3 separate regions of the Homo sapiens genome follow, and all the other regions are linked to region 2. Evidence: chromatin loops called from intact Hi-C (ENCODE). Cell type or tissue: mammary epithelial cell. All regions are shown on one strand. Links, peaks and the distances in the headings refer to the core of each region. The heading gives the core; the rest is flanking DNA. Region 1 has its middle 19 kb from the start of PPIE. Region 2 has its middle 72 kb from the start of NDUFS5. Region 3 overlaps NT5C1A (5'-nucleotidase, cytosolic IA).

What was found. Hi-C counts contacts between places; a loop is a spot of excess contacts. Peaks named below come from ENCODE experiments on the same cell type or tissue, not always from the same donor. Only the 100,000 strongest peaks of a DNase experiment are listed, where the experiment ranks them.
Region 1: a loop joins it to region 2, with 16 times the contacts of the local background. A loop is called at or near these places in 16 of 110 quality-filtered maps.
Region 3: it touches region 2 in a loop (11-fold over the local background); 17 of 110 quality-filtered maps call a loop at or near these places.

What each region holds. Positions count from the first base shown.
Region 1 is chr1:39,716,542-39,724,051 of GRCh38, reverse strand. It overlaps the pseudogene CCDC25P1 and the pseudogene RNU7-121P. Among named protein-coding and RNA genes, the nearest start is that of PPIE, 19 kb to the left of the region's middle. In mammary epithelial cell, for the core only: a CTCF peak has its summit at 3,846 (motif pointing right); a DNase peak (open chromatin) is centred at 1,381.
Region 2 is chr1:39,094,115-39,101,624 of GRCh38, reverse strand. It overlaps a transcript of MACF1 not described here. Among named protein-coding and RNA genes, the nearest start is that of NDUFS5, 72 kb to the right of the region's middle. RefSeq lists an enhancer at 2,845-2,934. In mammary epithelial cell, for the core only: a CTCF peak has its summit at 2,789 (motif pointing left); a DNase peak (open chromatin) is centred at 2,854; H3K27ac peaks cover 419 bases.
Region 3 is chr1:39,650,460-39,657,969 of GRCh38, reverse strand. It overlaps NT5C1A (5'-nucleotidase, cytosolic IA), which reads left to right. Exons shown (of 6, transcript NM_032526.3): 6 at 1-6,741. Among named protein-coding and RNA genes, the nearest start is that of HEYL, 15 kb to the right of the region's middle. In mammary epithelial cell, for the core only: CTCF peaks have their summits at 4,262 (motif pointing right) and 4,929; a DNase peak (open chromatin) is centred at 4,169.

The DNA of each region.
Region 1 (7,510 bases), core at 1,140-6,139, 620 kb before region 2:
ACTAAATTGTTTTCACAGAGGTCTGGACACTCATTCTAAACAAATGGATCAAATAATGTTAATGTTCATCATGATTTAGCAAACTTCTGATTTTTGCAGGAGAAGTGAAACCCTTTTATTTGAACCAAATATGACATAAATACTTGATAAATTTTCTGGTAAATATATTTTAATGGAATTTTTTTAACTGAGGAGACATTTGAAAGTTACTTGAATAAGTTCCAATGAATAAATACATGGACAGAATTTTAATCTCTGGAATTTGTGAGATGGGGTTTTTACGAGTCTTTGACAAATTTTCCTATGTTTAAGACTTTTCCTAAGTATTTGTATGTATGTTGCTTCATGTGAAACAACCTTTTTAAATTTGAAATTAATAAAATGGGTTTTTCAATCAACTCTGAGTGAAGATAGAAAAATTTATCTGTGTTATAGCTTTTTAAGAATTTGTCTAGCAGGTTTTCCATTTTTTACTAGAAAATCCCCCACAAAAAGAAAAAGAAAAATCTGTCTGTACTGTCTATTGAACATAAGGCTGCAAAAAAGATAAATTTAGACACAGTCATTGACAAATTTGCAGAAGTTAAGGCTCAAAAATCATAATTGTAATATTAATTACCATTACAGAACAAAATAAGTAGGTTTTTTCCTTTTTTCAAAAAACACATTAAGGTAATTAAAATTATTCATTAATTACTCTTTTCCTTTTTGTATTGTAATATTCATTTATATTGGCATTTATTTATTTATATAGACAAAAGTTCTTACTATCTGCTTTTTAATTTCTGGGACTTATTATTACTATTATTATTATTTTTTTGAGACACGGTTTCACTCTTGTCGCCCAGGTTGGAGTGCAATGGCACGATCTCGGCTCACTGCAACCTCCGCCTCCCAGGTTCAAGTGATTCTCCTGCCTCAGCCTACTGAGTAGCTGGGATTACAGGCGCCCGCCACCACCCCCAGCTAATTTTTGTATTTTTAGTAGAGACGGGGTTTCACCATGTTGGCCAGGCTGGTCTTGAACCCCTGACCTCAGGTGATCCACCCGCCTCGGCCTCCAAAAGTGCTGGGATTATAGGTGTGAGCCACCATGCCCAGCCTATTCTTATTATTATTCATTTTATTTCATGATTTTACTGAAAATGATTTTGTCATATGAAAAAGAGGGACAGTAAAAAAATTATCCATTCCAGGTGGCAAATAAGCTAGGTACTCACTTGGGTAAAAGTGAATGAAGAAATTCCTACACTTATGTATGTATTCAGTCATTCAGTCATTCAAGAAGTATTTACTAAGCAAATGTAATACACCAGGAAATATTCTAGGTGCTGAGGACACAGGAAATCCCATTCTCATCGAGTTTACATTCTAGTGATTCACTCAAGAATCCTGTATGGAGCTCTCCCATTCCATACAAGTGCAGTGGTGTGTTGGAGCTGGCTTGCATTGGCTTGTGAGAGCCAGGTGTGTGCATCTCTTTCCAACTCCCTATTCAGTTATGTTATGCCAGTAACTTCGAATTGGCCATGGTGGGAATATTTACACCATGGAAATAGGCAAAAGCTATAAATCAGGGCTTTTGTTTTGGAGTCAGTTGCTAAATATTTGCCAGCCTACCACTACAAGTCACTCAGTCAGAGAGTTCTTCCCTGATTAATCAATTTATAGAAGCCTGCCCCAGTTATTCTGTCACATGCCCCTGTGTTATTTGCTTTATAGCATTTATTACTACTGGAAATGCCCTTGTTCCATTGATTTATTCCACTGGTATTTATTGAGTGCCTACTATATGCCAGGAACTGTTAAAGTACTTGAGATCTAACAAAACAGAGATCTATACCCTTGTGGGGCTTACATTCTAGCAGGGGCAGATGGATTTTTAAAAACAATGAGCACAATAAGTAAATTATTTGGAGTGTTAGAAGGTGATAAGTTCTGTGAGGGGTGGAGAAAAAGTAGAGAAGGGCAAGAAGGATCTGAGTTAGGGACATGAGTGATGATTCTAAATGGAGAAGTCAGGGTGGGTCTCATTGAGAAGGTTATATGGGAATGCAGACCAGAAGTAGGTAAGGGAATTATCTGTATAAACAGTATTCCAGACAGAGGGAAAAGTCAGTGTCAAGAGCCCACACTGGCCTGGCCTGGCAAGTTCAAGGAATAGCAAGGCCAGTGTGGCTGAAGTGGAGTGAGCTGAGGCAAGTGGCTGGAGAGATGAGGTCAGATCATGTGAGGCTTTGTAGGTGATTAAAAGACCAATGTGTTTGGACTGTATCTGGGCTCTCTACCCCTTTAGGTTGGTCTGAATTGACTGTACTCTATTTAATTTCTGTAGTTTAACATTCATTTGTTATATCTGGTATTTTATTCTTTTTTTCAGAAGTATCTTGCATGTTCATGGACATTTACTCTTTCATATGAACTTTAGGACCTGTTAATCCAGTTACAACAAAAAATCCTGCTGAGTTTGTATTGGAATGAATTTAATTTGTAGGTTTATTTTGGGAGAGAAGTGATACCTTTATAATAGTAAGTATTCCCATCAATATCTCTCCATTTATTATTTTATTCATATTCTTTTTATATATTTAAAAACATTTTGTATTGTCCTCTATGAAGGTCTAGTATATCCTTTATGAGATATAGTCCTAGATGCCTTAGAGTTGTTATCAACCCTGGGAATGGTATATTTTATGCCTAATACTCTTATTGGTTTAAATAGTTTTTCTCTATATTCTCTTGGATTTTCTCATTGACTGTAATATCACCTGCAAATATGGATAGTGTTCTGTTTTTCTATGTTAACACTTCTTGTTTATTTCTCTTATTACATTGGCTAGGAGCTCCAGTATAATGGTGAATAATAGTGCTGATAGCAATCTTGTTCCTGACTTAATGGAAATGCTTCCAAACTTTCAAGCATAAAGTTTATGTTTGGGGTAGATACCCTTTAACAGGTTGAAAAAGTTCCCTTCTATTCCTAATTTGTTAAGGGTTTTTTAAAAATTATGAATCCACATTTAGTTTTGTTGAATGATGTTTTTTGCATTTTTGAGAGGATTGTATGATTTTTCTCCTTTATCACTTAATTGGCAAATCACAGGGAAACATTTCTTAATGTTAAATTATGCTTCTGTGAGTAAAGGGAAAATTAATATCAGGCTGGGGCTGATGCAAGCCTGCCTGACACTGACCTTGGTCTTCCACAATACTGTTTCCTTGGAAACTGCAGAGTTAACATAAACAGGGGATGTTGTGTATGCTGACTACACAATTGTGTGGAACTGCGCATGGGTCTGGAGGCATTGTCAGTGAGCATACAGGTCATGAGCGTATGCAACTGGGAATGGCAGGAAATATTGGTGAGAAATAGAGGTTTCAGGTTATTTACTTACTTACTTATTTATTTATTTATTTATTTATTTATTTATTTAAAGAGACAGGGCCTTGCCTGAGACCCAGGCTGGTCTCAGACTAGGCCCAAGAGATCCTCCTGCCTCAGCCTCCCAAAGTGCTGGGATTACAGGTATGAGCCACTGCGCCTGACTAAGGCTTTAGGTTCTATGAGTCAAAGTGATCGCTGCACACCTTGGCTAGCCCGTGGCAGCTGTAATTGCCCTGTGGATGAATGACAACAGGACATGTGTACTTCGGTAGCTGCTGGGCCACCTGGTGAGATAAAGATGTAGCATCTGCCATATCTTCTGCCTTGTATTCTAGGTTACAATTTATTTCTGTCTCATGAGTCTTGCTGTCAACTTGAACCTATAATCACAGCTGTAGTCTGTACCTTCTTTCCGGGATTATATTTAGCACAATTATGGAGCAGTATTTTAATTTTACCTCTAGGGGGCAGTCATGGATCATAAATTGGTATGCTGTTTTAAAAAACCATCTAGAATAAACTGCCCTTTTAGGTTATGTACTTTTTTTTTTTTTCTCATTTTTACAGATGAAGAGACTGAGCCTTAGAAAATCTAAATAATTTTCTTAGTTCACATAACTTGTAAATAGCAAAAAGCAGATCTGGGATTTTTTTTCAGATAAAAAATTATACTTTATTATAACTTTTAAAATTGCAGAACGTCAAGCTGAATATCATTAGACACGTACACAAAACCACTCATCTCTAAAGTCATCTTCTATACCCTATCAAAATTTGGCCAATGAATCATGCCTCAGGGAATTTTCCAGTTCAACCCCATACACCAACATGGAATATTTGGAAACACTAGCCTTTTGGTTTTGCCCAGAATTCCAAAGCGCTATTACAGGTGGAATATCTGCTGCAGGAGGTCATTCTTGCTGCTGTGGGTGTGAGTAAAATGTCCACCTGTATGCCTCTGGTCCTGCAGGCTTTGTTCTCTTTCTTCTTGTTTTGTCTCCTTCTACAGGGGTTCCCTTACATACTGCAATCAAAAGACATCTTCTGCTCAGAATCACAACAGATAGTGAGTGGTTCAAGTGAGAAGTAATGTTATATAGTAAGTTACTGAATCTACAATGAGAAATTGAACTCTGGGGCCACAACTCAAATATGATTTCAAGGTAAAGAATATAATTACTTGGCTGGCTAGTGAAACGCTTATTTCCTTCTAAAATCATAATTGCAATATGGACTTCTGCTTCATGCTGCATCCCAAGGCACAAATCAGGTAACCTACATCTGCCAAATGATCAACAGAGCATTCCTTCCTATTTTACCCTCAATGCTGAGAAATTACTCCAGAGCCCAGAAGTTGTTGCATAGGTGGCTTGGGTTACTTGGTGCTCAGGCAACAACTGCCACAGGCCCCACCTTGATGAACACCATCAATTTCTTTAAATATGATGATACTAAGATGGAGGAGGCCCTGCTCAGAAGAAGCAAGGACGTAAAAGCTGGGACAGACTGTGCTGTGGGTCACTACACTAACAGACCCAGATGACACGATGGAACGTGAATACTGAAGCTGACAATCTTCTGAAAATCTCTTTTTCAAAACCCATATGCCCTTTTTTCTAATCTGGAAATCAGGGACAGGGAAACATTCGCATAATTACCCACCAACATGTTCTTCTTAACAGAAGTGAAGATTATTTTAAGAATATGAAAAGTGTTTCAAGACATCTGTTTTCAGGGATAGATCACAGCAACAGAAGTACTTTTCAGAGTGGTTCATTTTAAAGTCAATCTCAAGAACAAGGGCAGCCAGCTTTCACAAAGTACCAAGACATGTTCTGGCAAAAACATTTTTGCTTTAAGTTATATGCTGTCAAGTTCAACTATTTTATACATATCTGATCCTTTTCTGTCAACAAAAAAGGTACAATTTTTTTAAAACTCCAAAATCAATAATTTCTGGGTAGGATGAAGGTAGAATTTTGGTTGTATTTTATACTTCAGAATACAGATGAAACCAAAAGGTCTGCAATTGTCTCTACATTCACATCTTTCAAAGGTCCTTTTCTCCTTTTACATGGATTCAGTTGAATCATTGCCATCCTGATTTGAAGACATATTTTCAACTTTCATTAGTGGTAAATAGCTCCTAAGTTCATCCATTTCCCTCTTCTTCATTTCTTCTTTTTCTCTCCTTTTCATTTCCTGAATTTGGGCTGTTTTCTCATTCCTCTCTTCACGATCTCTGCATTCTTTCTCTGCTGCTAGGTCTGGGAACCACTCCACTTTGGTCTTTTCTAATCAGTTCAGGATCTCATTTACTTTTTTCTCCCATGTCACAATTTTTACATCCTTCTGCCTGTGAAAACCTATGTGCCCCACATCCATGTCAGCTGTTTTCTTCAGGTTAGACTGCGGCGTATATACCACATTAACGTTCATCTTGCAGCCTTGAATGCTACTGGCTTTCACAAGGTGGGCACAGTCCATCAGCACTTCCTTTGGAATGTCTTCTATGTTCTCTCCCAGATATTTTCAGGCCAGCCGTGCTTGATCAGATCTTCATTTTCATATTTATCCTTTCCCATGTAAATAGTGTACTGGGATGAATTAATGCTGCTGCTGGTGAAGTAGAACACCATGGTCCCGGCGGTGGTGCAGTGACTCTACTGCCCACCAGCAGCGCTCAATTCACCCATATCTGGGATTTTAACCTACATCTATTTGCCACTAAAGTACATGCTCTTAATACACACAGAGGAACGCCCTCCTTCTCTCTTCTTCCCTCCTTTCCCCTCTCTGTCTCTTTTTCTCCTCGAAGCAGTCCAGCAAAGTGGTTAAATGCACTAATTCTGAAGTCAACCTGCTTGACTAGGAAGGATTGGCCCATAGGGGTACGTAAAGGTTAGAATGGCAGCGGGAAATTGATTCACATGAAAAATAAATTACCTACCACACCTACCAAAGTCTGGCTCTATGACTTACCAGCTATGTGACCATGGGAAGGTTACTTAATTCCTCTGTGGCACAGGTCCACCTGTAAAAGTGAGATGATAAAGGAAATTTTTGCTAAGCCTTGAGCATGTGTAGATGGACTTACACCCTGCTTGACTTTGAGCCTGGATGAGTAATAAAATGCAAAAATCAATCAGTTAGGGTCCCAGAAGAAGGAACCAAAGCAACTGCTTCTGGGAAAATTGATCAGAATCAGAAAAAAACCCATAACAAACAAACAAACAAAAACCCTAACCTGATGAGGAACTTCTTGTGTTTGCGATTTGTGCCTCAAGTGTTTATTTGGATTCAACTTCGTGGACTTACTGGGTCAATAAAGATTCAAAAAAGCACAGATGGAATTGGGGCTCAGTTCCATTACAGCCAAATAATCCTGAGAGGACAAGCTAAAGACTTATTTAAACCAATCACCTCTCCTTATGAAACTGTGTGGCTTTTGCCCTTATAAGCCTACCCTTGCCTTTGGACTGGGTGTCAGTCTTCACGAGGCATGCTCTTCCTTGTATACTACTCACCTAAAAGTAAACCCTTAATGCTTATATGAAAGAGTAGTCAACATCACTGATCATCATAGAAATGCAAATCAAAACTACAATGAGATATCATCTCTCTCCAGTTAATTAAAATGGCTTTTATCCAAAAGTCAGGCAATAACAAATGCTGGTGAGGATGTGGAGAAATGGGAAACCCTCATACACTGTTGGTGGGAATGTAAATTAGTACAACCACTATGGAGAACAGTTTGGAGTTTCCTCAAAACTCTAAATAGAGCTACCACATGACCCAGCAATCCCACTGATGGGAATATACCCAAAAGAAAGGAAATCAGTATTTCGAAGAGGTATCTGCACTCTCATGTTTATTGTAGCACTATTCATAATAGCCAAGATTTGGAAACAACTTCTGTGTCCATCAACAAACAAATGGATTTTTAAAAATGTGGTACATATACAGTTGAGTACTATTTAGCCGTAAAAAAAGAATGAGATTCTGTCATTTACAACAACATGGATGGAACTGGAGGTTATTATGTTAAGCGACATGAGCCAGGCACAGAAAGACAAACTTCACATGTTCTCACTTTCACTCATTTGTAGGAGCTAAAAATTAAAA
Region 2 (7,510 bases), core at 788-5,787:
TCTCCATCTCCTGACCTCGTGAACCACCCACCTTGGCCTCCCAAAGTGCTGGGATTACAGGAGTGAGCCACCGCACCCAGCCAACTATTTCTTTAATGCTATGCATAGTGGCTCACACCTGTAATCCCAACACTTTGGGAGGCCGAGGCCAGAGGATTGCTTGAGCCCAGGAGTTCACGACCAGCCTGGGCAACATGGCAAAATTCGGTCTCTAAAAATATACATATACACACACATATATATATATATACATATTTTTTTTTTTTTTGAGACAGAGTCTGGCTCTGTCACCCAGGCTGGAGTGCAATGGTGTGATCTCGGCTCACTGCAACCTCCACCTCCTGGGTTCAAGTGATTCTCCTGCCTCAGCCTCTCAAGTAGCTGGGATTACAGGCGCCTGCCACCATGCCCAGCTAATTTTTGTATTTTTAGTAGAGATGGGGTTTCACCTTGTTGGCCAGGCTAGTCTTGAAGTCCTGACCTCAGGTAATCCATCCACCTCGGCTTCCCAAAGTGCTGGGATTACAGGCGTGAGCCACCGCACCTGGCCAACTATTTCTTTAATGCTATGCATGGTGGCTCACACCTGTAATTCCAACAATTTGGGAGGCCGAGGCAGGAGGATCGCTTGAGCCCAGGAGTTCAAGACCAGCCTGGGTAACATGGCAAAATTTGGTCTCTAAAAATATACATACACACACACACACACGCGCGCGTGCATTTGTATATTTGTTTACTTTATTTAATTTAATTTAATTTATTTATTTATTTGCAACGGAGTCTCACTCTGTCACCCAGGCTAGAGTGCAATGGCGCAGTCTGGGCTCACTGCAACCTCCACCTCCTGAGTTCAAGCCATTCTCCTGCCTCAGCCTCTCGAGTAGCTGGGATTACAGGCGCCTGCCACCACCCCCGGCTAATTTTTGTATTTTTCGTAGAGATGGGGTTTCACCTTGTTGGCCAGGCTAGTCTCAAACTCCTGACCTCAGGTAATCTGCCCACCTCAGCCTCCCAAAGTTCTGGGATTACAGGCATGAGCCACCGCACCCGGCCTAAATTTTTGATTAAATGCATGAATGAGTGAACCAGATGATCCTAAAATACTTGGCTGTCTGTGACTACTGACTAGCTGGAAGGCTAGAGTATTTAAGGAGAGAGTATGTTTGTCTCACAGCATCCCTTATCTAAGCCTGGAATTCCAAGTCTTCCATATTTAGACATCTAGCTTCCTTTTCAGGCTGATCTCCAATGACACCCTTGTGTGTACCTCCTTTCCCTATAATCAGACTCTGAGGCTTTGCCTAGAATGTCCCATCCCCCAACTCCACCTACTGAAATCTACCTTGAAAGTTCACCCCAAATGACGTGAAATTTTTTTTCTATTTATTTATTTAGAGGCAGCGTCTTACTCTATCACCCAGGCTGGAGTGCGGTGGCACAATCTTGGCTCACTGACACCTCTGCCTCTTAGGCTCAAGCAATCCTCCTGCCTCAGTGCGCCCACCAATTAACCCACCAGCAGCTAGGACTACAGGCAGGTGCCACCACGCCCAGATAATTTTTGTGCTATTTGTAGAGACAGGATTTCACCATACTGTCCAGGCTGGTCTCGAACTCTTGGGCTCAAGTAGTCGGCCTGCCTCAGCCTCCCAAAGTGCTGAGATTACAGGTGTGAACCTCCGTGCCCAGCTTTTTAAAAAAATTTTTTATAGAGACAGGGTCTCACTATGTTGGTCTTGAACTCCAGGTACATGTACTGTGGATGTCTGTATCACTGCCTCCTTAACCTCCTACTTCATAGGTTCCTGAGGGCAAAGACATCTATTTCATCTTTCTTCATCACTGGGCCTAACACAATACTTTGCACATAGTAGATGTTCAATAAATATTTGCTGAAGGAATGGATGCCTCATTGAACTGTTATGGGGGTTGGGGGAGGGAGCCAGATCTGATTCAAGACAATTGAGAATCCAACTCAATGTCCACTCAGTGGTCAAGGGCTGAGGGCACTTCATGTGTAGGGAGGAAAGAGGGAAGTACAAAATTATTTCTCTTTCTGCTAGTGCTCCTTCCTCAACCTCTAGAAAGTTTATTCCCAGCTTTTCTTCACCTTTGGTTCATGCTGCATTATTTTATGTGTTAACTGATGCTTTATAAAGAAATTCTTAGGCCAGGTGCGGTGGCTCATGCCTGTAATCCCAGCACTTTGGGAGGCCAGGGCGGGCAGATCACCTGAGGTCAGGAGTTCGAGGCCAGCCTGACCAATATGGTGAAACCGCGTCTCTACTAAAAATACAAAAAATTAGCCGGGCGTGATGGTGGTCACCTGTAATCCCAGCTACTTGGGAGGCTGAGGCAGGAGAATCGCTTGAACCCAGGAGGCAGAGGTTGCAGTGAGCCTAGATCGTGCCATTGCATTCCAACCTGGGCAACAAGAGCAAAACTCCATCTCAAAAAAAAGAAATTCTTTGCTAGTAGTGAGTGTGTGTGTGTGCACACATGCACATATTCTCTCCATTCCTCCTTGCAAGGGTAGCTGTCTGCTGTAACTTTTATATTCCCCAATAGTAGCTGATGCCAGGCACTGAAGGGGCAGCCCCAAGCATTATCCTTTGACCAGCTCTTGGAAGAAAATTACCTAGTTCTAGTCTCAGAAGTGAAGCTCCACCAGCCTCTTGGGCACCAGCCAAAGCTCCCTTTCTGCCCAGCTCCTAGAAACCTTTTCTAAGCTTTGCCTCAAGTTCCCAAATCCGCTCTGGGGTAAGAAGCCTTTGCCTGCTCTCATGCTGCCCTCTTCTGTTCAGAAAGTGCAACATCTCAATTTAAGAGGCCTGGAGGGTGCCAGCCACCCAGGAAGACAAGATCCCTGCCACCAGCAGCCCATCACCATAGCAACCCTCAAAATGGTTACTCAGCCATCTGGGTTACCATAGCAACTGGCCAAGTCGCTCCACCTCAGCCTCTCCCTAGGCCTCTCCCGTGGCTCGTCAGAGCCAACTCCAAATAATCTCCAGTGCTTCCTGGAAGAAATGAGCAGAGGCTGGACCCCTGACAGGCAGCTATCCCAAAGGGGCGTGGAAGGCCTCACCGCACCGGCTTCCCAAGGCACAGTAGAGATAATGGATGTTAAGGCACTCCGTGAACCTTGAAGTGCTACACAGATGTTAGCTGTTATTAAACTACTGTTCCTTGTAATGGGGGAGGCAGTGGGTTGCCCTAGGCAGAGCTAGCACCATTCCAAGCTTGGCCCCTTACTGGCTGGGAGACCTTGAGCAAGTTACCAAACTCTCTGGGCTTCTGCTTCCTCTGCTGTAGCACATCTGCCTCCTAAAGTTGTTTTGAGGATTAGGTCAAATACAGCATGTAAGATGCTGAGCGCCAAGGCTGGCATTCAGAACCTAACAATAGTAGTTATAAAAGGTATTGGCCCCTCTGCTGTCTCCCAGCTTCTTTGTCAGTAAAACTGTTTTTATCTTCACTCTTGAAGGAATCAGGCTAATGTGAGCCCTGCTGAACCATACCCAATCTCTCTTCCTGCTCTGAGGCAGGACAGGGTCTTACCCTGTGTGGATCCTCTGAGGCAGTCTATACTCTTTGGGGAATTGGGAGGTTCCCCAAACTGTGAGGTGTGGCTTTTTTTAATCTATGAAACTTCTCTTCACTTGAAGCCACAGCTCCCCATCCAACACCATCTCAAGGTAGAAACCTCTAAAGGGGCACTAACAGGCAGCCTGGAAAGAGCACAAATCACTGAGGCCGGGAGAGGCCCTTGAGAGTGGTGGCCAATGCTCTCAGTTGAGATCAGAGTCACGTGAAGCAGTTCACCAGCATCAGGGCAGTCCTGGGGCACAGGCCCCTATAACAAAAATGGAACTCATTCCCTTGATGAATTTCTTTTTTTTTGAGACAGGGTTTCACTTTGTCACCCAGGCTACAGTACAGTGGCATGAACATGGCTCACTGCTGCCTCAACCTCCCAGGCTCAAGTGATCCTCTAGCCTCAGTCCCCCAGATAGCTTGTACTACAGGTGTACACCACCATGCCCAGCTAATTTTTGTATTTTTTGTAGAGATGGGGTTTCGCCATGTAACCCAGGCCGATGTTGAACCCCTGAGCTCAAGTGATCCACCCACCTTGGCCTCCTAAAGTTCTGGGGTTAGAGACATGAGCCACTGTGCTATCCTCCCGCCATGATGTTAAGGACCTGAATCCTATTGCAACTCGACTTCAGTCTGTCAAGATTGAATCCTTGAAATTCATTTTTTGGATATTTAGTTTAATTATACTGGCAGAACAGAACCAGATATGCTCTAGCCTAGCTCTGTGTGTTCTGGGGATAGAGCCTGAACCTCAAGCTGGAAGGACCAGAGGATCAGCCAAGCAACGCTAGGAGGGACACACTGCCCCTGGAGCCTGAACATCTGGGTGTTAGAATCCCTCATGAAGAGGCCAGGCGCGGTGGCTCACACCTGTAATCCCAGCACTTTGGGAAGCTGAGGCGGGTGGATCACCTGAGGTCAGGAGTTCAAGACCAGCCTGGCCAACATGGTGAAACTCCGTCTCTACTAAAAATACAAAAATTAGCCGGGCGTGGTGGTGGGCACCTGTAATCCCAGCTACTCAGGAGGCCAAGGCAGGAGAATTACTTGAACCTGGGAGGCAGAGGTTGCAGTGAGCCGAGATCACACCACTGCACTCCAGCGTGGGTGACAGAGCAAGAGTCCGTCTCAAAAAAAAAAAAAAAAAAAGGAATCCCTCATGAAGACTCTGGGCAGTAGGTCAGGTGGCAGTGGTTCCAGTCCTCAGACATGGACTCTGAAGCAGATAAACTGGTATATTTACTACTAGAGGAAAGGTAGTATAATATAATGGTTAAAAAGTGAGGGAAGTAAAGGAGTTTGAAGTTGCAGTGAGCTACAATTGTGCCACTGCACTGCAGCCTGGGCAACAGAGCAAAACTCTGTCTCAAAAACAAAAACGGAGGAAGGTAGAAGTATGTGATTACGGGAACTTTCTGATTTTTTTTTTTTTTTTTGAGATAGAGTCTTGCTCTGTCACCAAGGCTGGAGTGCAGTGGCGCAGTCTCGACTCACTACGACCTCTGCCTCCCGGTTCAAGTGATTCTCCTGCCTCAGCCCTCCGAGTAGCTAGGATTACAGGCATGAGCCACTGCACCCAGCTACCGGAACTTTCTTATACATAACTGGGGAGGGAGAAGTGGGGTTGCAATATATGGGTTTTTTCGTTCACAGTTCCTGGCTCATAACTTCTATAGCCCTTGTCATAGTTTTCTGCTATAATGTTGAGGCACTGTAGACCTCAGAAGCAAGTCAAGTCTTAGAAAACAGAATCTTTCTGCCCTCCTGCCCTCCTTTCACCTGTTTCTTTTTCCTCCCAAAGCAAGACTCAATCTTTCCTGCAATTTTTTTTTTTTTTTTTTGAGACAGGGTCTCACTGTGTCACCCAGGCTGGATGATGATGATCACAGCTGCAGTGGTGCGATCATGGGTCACTGCAGCCTCCATCTCCCTGGCTCAAATGATCCTCCCACCTCAGCCTCCTGAGTGGTTGGGTCCACAGGTATGTGCCACTACGCCTGGATTATTTTTTGATTTTCTCTAGAGACAAGGTCTCACTATGTTGCCCAGGCAGGTCTTGATATCCCAGACTCAAGTGATTCTCCTGCCTTGGCCTCCCAAAGTGTTGGGATTACAGGCATGAGCCATTGCACCCAGCCATTTTTTTTTTTGAGACAGCCATCTCACTCTGTTGCCTACGCTGGAGTGTAGTAGTACAATCATAGCTCACTGCAGCCATGACCTCCTGGGCTCAAGGGATCCTCCTTTCTCAGCCCCCAAGTAGCTAGGACTACAGGCATGCACCACCACACCTAATTTTTTTTTTTGTGGAGATGGTGGTCTCACTATGTTGCTCAGGCTGGTCTTGAACTTCTGGTGTCAAGTGATCCACCTTCCTCGGCCTCCCAAAGTGCTGGGATTATATGTGTGAGCCACCACTCTCAGCCTTCCCCAACATTTCTTTTTTTTTTTTTTTTTTTTTTTGAGACAGAGTCTCACTCTGTCACCAGGCTGGAGTGCAGTGGCGCGATCTCAGCTCACTGCAACCTCCTCCTCCTGGGTTCAAATGATTCTCCTGCCTCAGCCTACTGAGTAGCTGGGACTACAGGCGCGCACCACCATGCCTAGCTAATTTTTTTGTATTTTTAATAGAGACAGGGTTTCACCATGTTGGCCAGGATGGTCTCGATCTGTTGACCTCATGATCCGCCCGCCTCGGCCTCCCAAAGTGCTGGGATTACAGGCGTGAGCCACCGCACCCAGCCGCCTTCCCCCACATTTCTGACTATAATCATGAGACCCCTATTTCAGGAGTCTTGCCCCATACCCTGGGGGAAGGAATACTACATAGAAAATTCAAGCAGAATCTGAACAGCCAGGCTTTGCTGGGTTTCCACACTGTTAGTGTTAGACATACCCTTTTTGCCCAATCACATTTCTGCATGGTTGTCAATCATGCCTACCCAAGGAAGTCTCCATGAAAGGCCTAAGATTCAGGGAGCTTCCAGGATAACAACTCGTGAAGATTCCTGAAGGGTGGCATACAAGGGAGGGCATGGAAGCACCACATTCCTTCTTCCATACCTCGCCCTTGCCCTCTGCATCTCTTCACCTGTATCCTCTGTGTGTTTTGTGGTTTTTGTTTTGTTTGTTTTGAGATCCGGTCTCACTCTGTAGCCCAGGGTAGAGTGCAGTACACAATCTCAGCTCCCTGCAGCCTTGACCTCCCGGGCTCAAGCAATCCTCCCACCTCAGCATCCTGAGTAGCTGGTATTACAGGCGCATACCACCACGCCTGGCTAATTTCTTTTTTTCTTTTTTTTTTTTGAGACAGAGTTTCGCTCTGGTTGCCCAGACTGGAGTGCAATGGCGCGATCTCAGCTCACCGCAACTTCCGCCTCCCAGGTTCAAGCAATTCTCCTGCCTCAGCCTCCCGAGTAGCTGGGATTACAGGCATGCACCACCACGCCCGGCTAATTTTGTATTTTTAGTAGAGACAGGGTTTCTCCGTGTTGAGGCTGGTATCGAACTCCTGACCTCAGGTGATCTGCCCGCCTGGGCCTCCCAAAGTGCTGGGATTACAGGCGTGAGCCACCATGCGCGGCCCGATTTCTTTCTTTTTTCTTTTCTTTTTTTTTTTTTGGAGACAAAATTTCACTCTTGTTGCCCAGGCTGAAGTGCAATGGCGTGAGCTCAGTTCACCACAACCTCCACCTCCCGCGTTCAAGCGATTCTCCTGCCTGGCTAATTTTGCTTTATTTTTTGTGGAGACGGGGTCTCACTATATTATCCAGGCTGGTCTCGAACTCCTGGCTTCAAGCGAGCCTCCCACCTTGGCCTCTCAAAATGCTGGGATTACAGGTATGAGTCACTGCACCCAGCCAGCACCCCATTATAGCCAGTCAGTCAGAAGCACAGGTAAAAAAAATCT
Region 3 (7,510 bases), core at 1,548-6,547, 560 kb before region 2:
TCCAGGCTGAGCCCCAGGGTGAGGTGCTGCCTGGGGTGAAGTGGGAAGTGTCAGGAGGTCTGGTGTGAGACAGAAGGTACTGAGACAGTGATGCTTGGAGAGGAAGGAGCTGAAATGTGCACTAGCAAAATTCTCCAGCTATGGGATTGTTAGTGGAAAGCCAGTCAGAGCTGCCTTTGGAGGTAATGAGCTCTCCATCAGTGGATGCTGAGCAAGGGCTTCCAGGATGAGATAACCTCCCCATGAAATGCATCAGCGGATCCTCCACATTTGCAAGAGCCCCTGCGGCCCCTTCTTCACCACTTTCAGAGGAGAACTCTCACCGCTTGATGAGTCAGCCTCCTCCTTTGCTGAGCATCCCTGGCTCTCTCCAGAGGGAGGGTGGAAGCACCAATGGCTGGTCCCCAGGGAGACAGAAGGGGTGAGCAGACATCTGTGTGTGGACTGATTGCCAGGCTTCTAGGAGGAATCCTAGTCATGAGCAAGCACTTTGTAAAGAAAACCAAAAGTATCATGAGAGGGGCAGAAGCCTGGAGATGTGGTGGTAGGAAATAGGGGAAGAGAACACCCTGGGGTTTTTGATCTTTGTCCTTCTGGGGACTCAGCTCAGGGTCTGAAAGGGCACAGGTTCTGTGCAGTGTGGGGCAGGGTAAGAGATGCAGAAAGATATTCCAGGAAGGAGAACAAAGTGAGAAGGCAGAGACGGTTCTCAAATGAGCAACGATTTGGGCCAGAAGAGAAAGGCTGGGCTGAGTTTTTACTGTCATTGTCAGAGGTCTCCATGAGGCTGGTCCCAGGGAGGAAGGGTATGGCTGTGTGGAGTGACTGGGACAGATACCCACAGTGACTGCTTTATCAGGGGACACTGGCATTATTGCCCCTGGAAGGGCATATGATAATGTCTTTGCACGAGGTCATTTCCACTGCACAGCCAGGATCCTTCTGGCTAACAGAGGAGGCCTTGGGGCAGAAGACCCGGGTTGTGTCTACTTCCAGAGCTCCAAGCCTAGACAGAGGTACTGTGAGGGCCAAGAACAACCTCAAGGAAACAAAAAAGAAGTGAAGGAGGGAGCTCAGCCCTGAGTCTCCTTTATTCTTGGCTGAACTGCAGAAAGGCCCTCTCCTTCTCACTCCCAGGGGTCAGAATCACCCCCGTGGAAGAGCCTCCAAGGCTCACAGAACCAGTGACTGCAAGAAGCCTACAAGGCCGGGCACAGCCCAGGCTCACAGCATGGCAACAGGCTGACTGACCAGGGTGGACCTGTGCACTGGGGACGGCACCAGATGTCACCTAATTAAGAAAAACTGCAGGGATTCTGGGACCTGTGTGGTCTTGCCCCCAGGGCCTGGTGATGAACACCACTGATGATTCCATGTCTCTCAGGAAGCAGGAAAATATGATGCTGGAAGCAGAAAGATAAGGTGCAGTAAAAGCCATGGATTTCACTGGAGCCATCATTAATAGACACAGACAGCCCTGGGCAATGGAGAAACACTAAGAGTCTAAATTCTATTATTGAAATCACAAATGAGCATCTCAGGCCTGGAAAAAAGCTTTCAGTCACTGGAATAAAAAGCCAGAAATCTGAGGGGCAGTCTTAGGCAGCAGTTACACGGGCCTTCTGATTGTCTTAGAGGTGAGGAGGTGCCCAGGGATGAGGAACATTGAGTGTTGTTCACCAGTAAATTAAAAAGCCAGGTGAACACCAAAGTCCCAGGCCTAACCAGGGAATGCAGCACTGAGGTGGAGCAGCCACGGCTTCTGAAACACTGGACCCCTTTAGCTGAGAGCACCACTTCCCCAACAAGCCCTGCAGAACACTGGTTCCAGGAGATGCCTGCCAGCAAAATCCCAGAGCCAATGGGACTGCTGCTTAGCAGAAAAATGGAAGCCCTGTTACTAAGCACTGAGACTGCTCAGCCAGTTGCAAAACATCCCCCTCTCCTATCTGAGAGCCCAATCAGAGTAGTGGGGATATATCAGAATGTGCCAGAAAAAAATAGAAACTAGCAAGAAGTTCAAAGCCAAGATGGATTTGGCATTATAATGACACTCAATTGGTGTGCACCAGTACAGCCAAACTGATGACTAAAACTTGAAATACCTCCATAGCAGTTGGTAGATAATGCTGCGCTGAGTCCCCTGAATGTCTCCTCGTGGCCTCAGCTGACCTTTCCACTGTGAGCGCTCCATTTTCCCACAATGCAGCCTCTAGGAGGCTGCAGCGGCACTATGGCCAGTGTCTACTCTGTTTTGTGGTGTCCTGGCCATGCTGGTTTAGGGAGGCAAAGTAACTTGTCCAAAGCCATAGAGCTAGTAAGTGGCAGTGCTGGGACTCAAACTCATGTCCATCTGATTCTAGGACCCAGGTTTTCAACCATTTTGTCATACTGCTCATACATATGCATGGAGATAGCCAGAGAAGCTCCATTCTGAGGTCTTCACTAAAGGAGTTTACTTACCTGACAGTTAATATGTTGATTTCCTGCATGGTGAAATGCTGGAATACATTTGAGTGCATGCTTTTATTATAGCTTCCTAAACACCTACAAATAATTTAAATTAGAGCCAAACGTTTGTGAACCCCCAGAAGCACTTCCAAACAATCCCAAGTTTTGAGAAACCCAGTGTGAAGGCCCCTGTTTTGGGCTAATGCAGAGTTTGGCAAACTCTGGGCCCACGGGCCAAATCTGACCCATCACCTGTTTTTGTAAAGAAACTTTGACTGGGGCCAGGCACAGTGGCTCATGCCTGTAATCCCAGCACTTTGGGAGGCCAAGGCGGGTGGATCACAAGGTCAGGAGATCGAGACCATCCTGCCCAACATGATGAAACCCCGTCTCTACTAAAAATACAAAAATTAGCTGGGCGTGGTGGTGCACGCCTGTAGTCCCAGCTACTCGGGAGGCTGAGGCAGGAGGATCACTTGAACCCGGAAGGCGGAGGTTGCAGTGAACCGAGATCACGCCACTGCACTCCAGCCTGGCATCAGGGTGAGACTCCGTCTCAAAGAAAAAAAAAAAGATAAAAGAAACTTTGATTAGAACATAGCCATGCCCATTTGTTTACATATGTTTATGGCTGATTTCACACTGCAACAGCAGAGTTGAATTGTTGCAACAGAGGCTGCAAGCCAAAAATATTTATTATCTGGCCCTTTACAGAAAAATGTGCGGACCCCTGGGCCAAGGCAGACAGCCTGGCTGATGCCTCAGTGGGATGAGCCAGGTCACATCCACCTATGCATCTGTGGGCGGAGGCTGGCTCCACTGCCAAAGGGAAGGGACATGGGGCTCCATGCCCATCTGAAGATTCCAAGTTTTGACTATTTTCAAGCGACCCATGGCTCATGGTAATTTGCAGTTTTGTTGATGCACTGATTTGACTTGAATGTGCTCTCCCAAGCTGATGAGTGAGAGGGCAGGAGCAGGGCCCTTGGCTGGGGATGAGCCCAGCTGGCTGTCCAGCATGGCTTTGTATTCCCGACTCATTTCCTCATGGGGCCTCTTAGGCAATGATCAGCCTAGTAGGTGGATGCGCATTAGCTAAACATGAGTTTTGGATAGATTGAAGTGCCCAGTGTTGATTTCAGCAGCTCCGAGCCAACAAGGTCATCCATGTACTTTCTGTGAAAGCAAGAACAAGTCCGTCGTGAAGAGGGTCCCGTGAGGACTTTAGCCGGTTCAGAAGTTACTGATCAAGTGAGAGAGAAAACTCCTGTAACAGCTGGAATGGCAGTTTCTTGTGGCATGAAGGCACGTGAGCAATAAACACAAATACCCCTCATAATGGAATTGTGGATCAGGAGAATTCTAGGACTCTGCAAATTTAGAGATTTACCAGGCTTCCAGGATCCACTGCAAGAACAGACAGTATGGAAGACGCCCCATCTACAGCCATCATTGCTGTCGCTATGCCATCATGATACTCTTCTCCACTAAGCCCAGACTGGGTCTCAGAATCTTTCTCTATCCAGCATTCCAGGCAGCCACTACCAGCGGGCTGGAGCTGGTGTGAAAGATGAAACCTATTTTGCCATCCCTATTGGTGTTGGGTTTTGCTATCCAAGAGGCATGCAAGGCCCAGAATGTTCATCCTCTGAGGATATGATGCAACTCTGAGGATGTCAGAGCCTCACCTGACTTGGGTAGAACACAAGGAGGTGGATGAATAGCATCGTGTGGCTGGCGGCTTCCCAGATCACGGGTTTTATCTAGTCTTAAAGCAAAACACAAAACCACCTCCTTTCTGCCAGTAGGTGGCACTGCAGGCCGGCACGCAGCTGCTGGCAGTAGTCAAGTGATTCTACCCACTGATTTACTTTTCTCTCCCACTGACTTAGTGCTGCGCTGGACTCTCCCCACGGTTAGCTCTAGCCAGCCAAAAAGGACTTCAGGTGCTCTGGAAATGTTTGCTAAATATGCCCGAGTGACGAGCCGATTGCTCTTGCCGGCAATTACTGTGATTGTGTGTATGGATGCACACATATTAAGTTTGTGCAACAGGATAAAAATCGTACACGTACGTGTATTTATGTGGGTGTGTGTAATGGGCCAGATATCTCAGCCAATGACTCTGTGTGTGTGTGTGTACTCACTATGTGTACAGATGGTTATCTCTGTTAACTGAGTGTCCTGGGACCCACATACTGATGGCCAGCCCTAGGATAGTTGTACCCATTTCCATCATAACATGGGCATTTGCGTATGTGCAGCTTGGGGGCCACCGAGACCAGCCCCCAACCTCTGGCCAAGAAAGTCTTGGCTCCTAACCCTCTGCCTCCTACCCCTACTCCTGAGCCTTGGGAAGGAAGTGGTAGAATCTGTGTAAGGGCAATCCTTTTGACTATACCTGCCTCATCATCTCCATTTGTTTCTTCCCTCCCCCTAACAGTGCCAAGGCCAACGTGTCCAGTTGGGCAGATTGTGCACTGCAAAAATCTAGAGGGCGCCATTGGTATTGTGACATGGGTAGTACCTATTAGACACCTGCACAACCTGCCAACTGTATACAGATGCCCTGGTCATCTCATGGCCATGGCTACGAAAGTTGCCTTCCCTCCCCACTACCAGCCCTGCCCAACCTAGGCAAAGATTCCTGCCTCTGCTTGAGTGTTCTAATGTGGCCCAGAAGTGACTTACCATTGACCTTAATTGGGAAGTATCTCCCTGATGGGCCATCCCCTAGAGGCCTTTGGAATTCCATTTATAAAAGTGAAATGTGGCTGGGAACTTTTCAGTTACTCATCTTTGCAAAGTGAAAGCCTCTGTAAGGCAAACCAAAGCTGTGAAGACTGGGGTCACTGACTCCCACACTCCTGGCCTGTGGGTGAATATATGCCTTCATGGCCATCTGCCACGGAATTAGGGTAAAGGCCTCAAGGCTAGTCTTGTAGCTAACTGCCACCAAGAAGCCACCAAGAAAATCACTGAGGTCACCCTAGACTGGATGCCTGGGCCAGGGTCACAAACCCCAATGCCTACAGGGGCGAGGCAGGAAACATAAATGAGTGGAGAGGATTAAGCCAGTTCTTCACTGAGAATGGAGAACACTGTGGTCTGCCATGGTTGCTGCCACATGGGAATGTGGCCTGAGGTTGCCGGATAGTCCGCCCCATTTTTGAAGAGAAGCTGGGAATCTGGACTTTTAAATGTTGGCAACTATTTTGAATTTAGAAAACACCATCTGGGCCAAATAAAACATATTCTGTAGGCGAGATCCGGCCCTTGAATCTCCAGTTTGCATCCGCTGGCCCAGGCCCAGAGACTTGGGTTTTTAAGACCCAAGTCACTGAGAGTCTGAGGATATTACACTCAGATTCTCAGTGATGGATATTTAAGAGACCTCAGAGATGACCTAGCTCAGCCTTTGTGTGTTCAAAACTGCGTATGTACAAACTTCTTTTTTTTTTTTTTTTTTTTTTTTTTTTTTTTTTTTTGAGACGGAGTCTTGCTCTGTCACTCAGGCTGGAGTGCAGTGGCACAATCTTGGCTCACTGCAACCTCCGCCTCCTGGGGTCAAGCAATTCTCCTGCCTCAGCTTCCTGAGTAGCTGGGATTACAGGTGCCCGCCACCATGCCCAGCTAATTTTTTGTATTTTTAGTAGAGATGGGGTTTCACCATATTGGCCAGGCTGGTCTCGAACTCCTGACCTCAGGTGATCCACCAGCCTCTGCCTCCCAAAGTGCTGGGATTACAGGCGTGAGCCACCACACTCGGCCTACGAACTTCTTTATTAATGTAATAGCGCACATATACTTAACTTCTGGTTTCTACTTAAGAGCATCTCAATAACCTCCGATATAGAATACGATGAAAAATGAAACCTGTGTGCATAATGTGCTTGTATCTACCTGTCAGAAGCCCTTTGCTTTGATAGCATTTGCTGCCTCAGTCTTCCTCATCACCCAACCTCTCTGGGTTGCTTGTTATGATAAACCTAAGTGCCTCCGTAAATGGTTAGAGCATGTGTTTCTTCGTCTTTGTGACTTCCCTTGTCTGGGAATAAGACTGCTTGTACTTCTCCCAGCTTTGCCCTCTTTGGCCTACTAGTAGCACACCCCATCGATCCAGACCTGTCTGGCTCTTTGTAACATTTACCTGGTCACATGATAAAGGGTGCTGAGTGCTTGCCAGTGTGGGTCCCTGTCACTTCTCATGCATGTCCTATACCTTAATTTTACCACATGTGCTTCTGCTTCTTAAAAGCCATTCAAATAAATGGAGAGGGTTTTAATTAACTTACGTTGTCTTGTTTTTTCCCCACAATTGTATTCACAAACTGGCATATGGCCCCTCATGAAATGCTAATGGTGACGTAGGTAATGAAGAGGCCTGGGACCCGATTCATCCACTAGTGCTGGGATCTTTCTGTAGAATCTGTCCCAGCACATGAAGACCACCCTGAGGGGAGATTCCGCAATGGACAGCAGCCTGAGAGCATCAGAAGGCAAGCTTCCCCCAACAGGGCTCCTCACATGGACTCGGTGTTCCCATCTGGAACTACCAAGGGTGGGGATGGAGAGGGAGGAAGAGAAGATGAGAAAGGATGTGAGATGAAGGAAGAAGGGGATAACTCAGACTCCAGCCCTCACATCATTCTTCTTCCTGCACCCCAGGGTCTTCCTACACCCCAGGGTCTTCCTGCACCTCAAAGTGTCTGCAGAGCAGGAATCCAAGAGTGGCTTTTCTGGGTGGTTCTTACTCAGAGCCTCTCATGAGGTTGTAGTCAAGCTGCCAGGTGGAGCTGCAGTCAATGGAAGGCTTGCCTAGGGCTGGAGGAGCTGCCTCCAAGATGGCTCACTCACATGGCTGTTGGCAGGTGACCAGAGTTCCTCACCACAATGTTACCTGAGTGTCCTCATGACATGGCTGTTGGCTTCCCTGAGAGTGAGTAATCCAAGAGAGCAAGGCAAAAGCCACACCATCTTTTATGACCTAGCCTTGGAAGTGACATGTCATCACCTCTAGCATATTCCATTGGTCACACAGACAAACCCTGATACAAGG